Linked DNA regions of Homo sapiens: region 1 is linked to region 2. Evidence: read pairs that join two places in POLR2A ChIA-PET (ENCODE). Cell type or tissue: OCI-LY7. All regions are shown on one strand. Each heading gives the region's core, and the rest is flanking DNA. Links, peaks and the distances in the headings are about the cores only.

Region 1 (2,781 bases), core at 282-2,781, 130 kb after region 2:
AATTAAAGTTATGTGACCTATCTGAGAATATAGCATAGTTCTTTGTGAGAAAAGAAAGTGAGATATTTGTGCTTTGTTGGAAATAAAAAAGATTTTAAAAACTCAAGGCTGGGCACAGTGGTTCACACCTGTAATCTCAGCACTTTGGGAGGCTGAGGCGCAGATCGCTTGAGCTCAGGAGTTCAAGACCAACCTGGGCAACATGGCAAAACCCCATCTCTACCAAAAAAAAAAAACCCAAAAAAGAATGAAAATTAGCTGGGCGTAGTGGCTCACACCTGTAGTATCAGCTACTTGGGTGGCTGAGGTGGGAGGACCACTTGAGCCTGGGAGGTTGAGACTACAGTGAACCTTAATTGCACCACTGCACTCCAGGCTGGGCAACAGCACAAGACCTTGTCTCAGAAAAAAAAAAAAAACCACAAACAAACAGAAAAACTTTTATCAAAAATACCTACTGCTCATGCTGGGTGTGGTGGCTCACACCTGTAATCCCAGCACTTTGGGAGTCTGAGGCAGGTGGATCACTTGAGGTCAGCAGTTCAAGACCAGCCCGGCCAACATGGTGAAACCCCATCTCTACTAAAAATACAAAAATTAGCCGGGCGTGGTGGTGCGTGCCTGTAATCCCAGCTACTCGGGAGGCTGAGGCAGGAGAATTCACTTGAACCCAGGAGGCAGAGGTTGCAGTGAGCCGAGCTCGTGCCATTGCACTCCAGCATGGGTGACAGAGTGAGACTGCATCTCAATCAATCAATCAATAAACCTGCTGCTCAGATAGGGTAAGAAATAAAAACAGCATAATCATCTGAAAGAAACGAAATTGTGTATCTTTTAGACTTCAGACAAAGTAAATATTCAACATCTGATAACTGTTAAGGACACAAACTTGAGCATATTTGTGTTGAGTTCTTTTATAACTCTAAAATATGCTAGAATTCTATGGAGGATTGATTCTGAGTTTACAGACCCTTGAAGACATCAGGAGTCTGTGTACCTACAGTGGTAATATATTAATATGTGTGAGTCCCTAGTTAACCGTTTACACCTGGAATGCCAGGCAAAGTAGACAATGTCAGAGACACAGAGGAACAACCTGTGCAATGGATGGAAATGCAGTAGATGGACATATGCTCTTGTGTGTTTGGAACCTTCACAGGAAAGAAGCAGAACACAAAGTGGAAAGTGCAGACGAGGCAAAGGACCTGTGGAAGGTTTGTTTCTAAACCTCAAACCTCAAAGATCTTTTTTTTTTTTTTTTTTTTTAATTGAGACAGAGTCTTGCTTTGTCGCCCAAGCTGGAGTGCAGTGGGGCGATCTCAGCTCACTGCAACCTCCGCCTCCTGGGTTCAAGCCGTTCTCCTGCCTCAGTCTCTGGAGTAGCTGGGGCTACAGGCGCCCACCACCACACCCGGATAATTTTTGTATTTTTAGTACAGATGGGGTTTTGCCATCTTGGCCAGGCTGATCTCAAACTCCTGACCTCAAGCGATCCTCCTGCCTTGGACTCCCAAGGGCTGGGATTACAGGTGTGAGCCACTGCGCCGAGCTTAAAGATCATTCTCGAAACTCACTTTAGCAAACTTGGGTATTTCAGTTAGGATTAGGTTCAATTGTAACAGATCATCAAACAAACAAACACAAAAAAACCAGGAACTTAAAGATAGAGTTTTTGGGTTTTTTTTTTTTTCCTTACATGAAAGAAGTCTGAAGCTAGGTAACTGAGAGCTGGCATGGCAGTTCTGTGATCACCAGAGACCTAAGCTCCCTCTTTCTTTTGGTGTCATCATCTTTAGTGCTGGCTTCCACCATCAGGTTTGCCTTAGGGCTGCTGAGTGATCGCTGCTGTTCTAGCTGTCACATCTGTGCTCCAAGCAGGAAGAAGGACAAGGCCAAAGGACATATTTCCTGGTAGAATCCACCCCCTGTACCCTAAAGGGCTTTCCTGGAAACCCCACCCACTTATCGGATACCCCTATCTGTAAAGGACATTGCCTTCACTTATAACATGGAGACTAGATATTGGATAGGCAAACCTTGGTCTTTGCCATACCAAGTGATCGATCATATTCCTAAAGGTATTTCTTAGACTTAGGTTGCTAAGACTTCGGGATATCTACAGACTCAGAACAGGACAGTAATAATGTTTGGTGAACCTGGCTTTTCGTTTCCTGCTTAATTGATTAATTCAACAGTATTTAGGACTTACCACATGCTAGGCACTGGAGCTACGATAGTAAGCAAAATAGACCCAGTCCCTGCCCTCAAAGAGTTTACAGACCCATGGGGGAAAGAAAGGTTTTAAAGAAGTGGATTATAAATATGTTGAACCTTAAGAAGAGGGAAGTAAAGTGTGCTTGGTTGGGGCTGTGTGATAGGAAAGGCTCTATAAGGATATGTCATAACATATACATTGAAACTTAAAGGATGCTTAGGAGTTAGCCAGGTCAGAATGGCAGGGATGGAGGTGTCAGAGGAGAGCAAGAGGGGGAGGAGTGCCCCAGGTCGACTCACTCCCAGTCTGATAATTTCCATTACAATTCCTTTTTCTTCCATTATTTGTCTTAATTCTTCATCAGAGGGAATCAGTGGGAATGTCTAAGCAATAAAGGAAGGCAGAGACCAAAATTTTTTTTTAATCTGATGGCTAAAGGGGTTGCCATCCTTTCTACTTCTTTGTTTTTTCACTCTCTCTAGATGAGTGCCTGCCTTCATAGGCTGCACCAGGGAGTGTTGGTAACCGAGGAAGGAGGTGGATCAATGGCTGGGGTACCGAAGTCC
Region 2 (2,801 bases), core at 255-2,754:
CCCACCTCGGCCTCCCAAAGTGCTGGGATTACAGGCGTGAGCCACCGCGCCCCACCTAACCCTTCCTTATTTAGCCTAGGAGTAAGAGAACACAATCTCTGTTTCTTCAATGGTTCTCTTCCCTTTTCCATCCTCCAAACCTGGCCTGAGCCTCCTGAAGTTGCTGCTGTGAATCTGAAAGACTTGAAAAGCCTCCGCCTGCTGTGTGGACTTCATCTCAAGGGGCCCAGCCTCCTCTGGACTCCACCTTGGACCTCAGTGACTCAGAACTTCTGCCTCTAAGCTGCTCTAAAGTCCAGACTATGGATGTGTTCTCTAGGCCTTCAGGACTCTAGAATGTCCATATTTATTTTTATGTTCTTGGCTTTGTGTTTTAGGAAAAGTGAATCTTGCTGTTTTCAATAATGTGAATGCTATGTTCTGGGAAAATCCACTATGACATCTAAGTTTTGTGTACAGAGAGATATTTTTGCAACTATTTCCACCTCCTCCCACAACCCCCCACACTCCACTCCACACTCTTGAGTCTCTTTACCTAATGGTCTCTACCTAATGGACCTCCGTGGCCAAAAAGTACCATTAAAACCAGAAAGGTGATTGGAAGCAGGCCCTGCTGTTCTCTTTGGTGACTGAGGTGGGGAGGGATGGTGCTGAGCAGGTTTTTGAGCCTTCTCCTAATACTCGTTCCCCTAGGCTGCCAGGGATGGGAAATAGAAAAACTGCCGAATCAAAACAAACGTGAGCTCAGTAGCTCTGGCCTGACCCTATTAAGCACACAGGTGGGAAGGCCCTGGGCCCAGGGTCCCAGTTGCTCTTCCGGCCTTTGGCACTAAAGTAGAAGTGGATTTGGCAGATTATCCCACCCTGCCCCCACCACCTGCCTCCTTCTCCTCCCACCCCTGCTCCTGTCTGCTTGAGCCCTGCTCCTGCTGCGTAAAGACACCCCCACAGCCTTTATTCTCTCCCTCCTAAGAAATCCCCTTTACTCTGGTGCTGGGCAGCTTTTCCCCCCTCCGTCCTCACTGCCTGACTCCCAGAGAAAGCAAAGAATGCCTGGAATGTCCACCCCCACCGTACGCCAACTCCCTCAGCCCCCTGCAGAGCATTCCCCACACGCCTGCTCCATTGAGAAACTCCCAGGCTCCGAGGGCTGGGGATGAAAGGGAGGATGAGGACAAAGTGCCGGCCAGCAGCCGGCTGGCTCTGGCTTCAGGCAGCCTCCCTCCCCCACCCCGACCCACTCTGGTAGTCACAGGAGGCCTCCAAACGTCCCCAGCTCTGGCTCTGGCCCCACAACACACCTGTCCTGCCGGCTGTCGGTGCCTGCCCAGTGGAGCGCGTTGGACCTCCCCTCCCACACCTGGAGAGCTGAGCTGGCAAAGTCACTAGTCTGCAAAGGAGATGGGGAGGGCAAGGCAACTATGAGGTCAAGATGGGAGAGCAAACAAGACATTGCTTAGGCGACACTGGAGTACTTAGGTCTTAAGTCTCTGAGGTCCTACTCAGTGCTGGAACTCTGGGCTAGACTCTGGGTAAACATGGAAAAAATCCAGGGGGTGGGTTTATCTCCAGAAGCTTAGAGTTCAGCTGTGGGGGTAGCAGTGCTCCTTTATTCATTCCTCTCATGAATCAAGCCCTTTTGTGTGCTAAGCTTAGTAGAAGACAGAGGTAATTGCTGTATCCCTGGTGCAAAAAAAAAAAAAAAAAAAACAGAGATCTTAGCCTCAAGGAGGTTACAGGCTGTGGGTAAGGTAGCATGCAATTCAGTGAGAAATTGTTATTGGTTCAGATCATGTTGAAAGGGAGTTTGGGGACGGCGCGGTGGCTCATGCCTGTAATCCCAGAACTTTGGGAGGCAGAGGTGGGCGGATCACAAGGTCAGGAGATCGAGACCATCACGGCTAACACGGTGAAACCCCGTCTTTACTAAAAATATAAAAAATTAGCCGGGCGCGGGGGCGGGCGCCTGTAGTCCCAGCTACTCAGGAGGCTGAGGCAGGAGAATGGCGTGAACCCAGGAGGCGGAGCTTGCAGTGAGCAGAGATCGCACCACTGCACTCCAGCCTGGTCTCAAAAAAAAAAAAAAAGAAGAAAAAGGGAGTTTGGATGATGGAAAGAATTGCATCTTCGGAGATAATAATAGGGGCTACCATTCACTAAGTGCTTATGGGTCAAGCCCTTTAGGTGTGTTACCTCATGTAATGCTCACGATAGTCTTGTTAGTTCAGTACTATTTCTATCATTCTCATTTTATAAAAGAAATGGAGACTCAAAAACATTAAGTAGGCCAGGCGCAGTGGCTCACATCTGTAATCCCAGCACTTTGGGAGGTCGAGGCAGAAGCATCACTTGTCAGGAGCTCGAGACCAGCCTGGCCAACATGGTGAAATCCTGACTTTACTAAAAATACAAAAAATTAGCCGGTCATGGTGGCGCACTCCTCTAGGCCCAGCTACTCGGGAGGCTGAGGCAGGAAAATCCCTTGAACCTGGGAGGCGATAGTTGCAGTGAGCTGAGATTGTGCCACTGCACTCCAGCCTGGGCAACAGAACAAGACTCTGTCTCAAAAAAAAGGAACTTGATAGCAAATGGAGAAATCAGACCTCAAACCCAGGTTTGGCATCCCACAGACTCACTTGAATGGCATGGTGTTTGGAGAATTGGATAAAAGAATGTAAGTGAAGGAACTATAAATTTATATGCCAGGTTTATTTATAAATATTTATTATATGAGCATCCATTATATGCCAGGTTCTTTTGCAGGCACAAGGAATATGCCAATTTCCCAAGTGCCCTTTCCT

Evidence for each region. Peaks named below come from ENCODE experiments on the same cell type or tissue, not always from the same donor. Only the 100,000 strongest peaks of a DNase experiment are listed, where the experiment ranks them.
Region 1: POLR2A ChIA-PET joins it to region 2 with 7 read pairs; 2 of 35 experiments call an interaction of 5 or more read pairs at or near these places.

Annotation. Positions count from the first base shown.
Region 1 is chr1:205,169,940-205,172,720 of GRCh38, reverse strand. The region is part of intron 2 of DSTYK (dual serine/threonine and tyrosine protein kinase); the gene reads left to right. Among named protein-coding and RNA genes, the nearest start is that of DSTYK, 40 kb to the left of the region's middle. In OCI-LY7, for the core only: no CTCF peak of the experiment used is centred there; no DNase peak of the experiment used is centred there.
Region 2 is chr1:205,299,865-205,302,665 of GRCh38, reverse strand. It overlaps NUAK2 (NUAK family kinase 2), which reads left to right. Exons shown (of 7, transcript NM_030952.3): 7 at 1-603. Among named protein-coding and RNA genes, the nearest start is that of NUAK2, 20 kb to the left of the region's middle. RefSeq lists enhancers at 1-348, 349-1,201, 991-1,285, 1,202-2,053. In OCI-LY7, for the core only: no CTCF peak of the experiment used is centred there; DNase peaks (open chromatin) are centred at 785, 1,315 and 2,588; H3K4me3 peaks cover 2,110 bases; H3K27ac peaks cover 2,500 bases.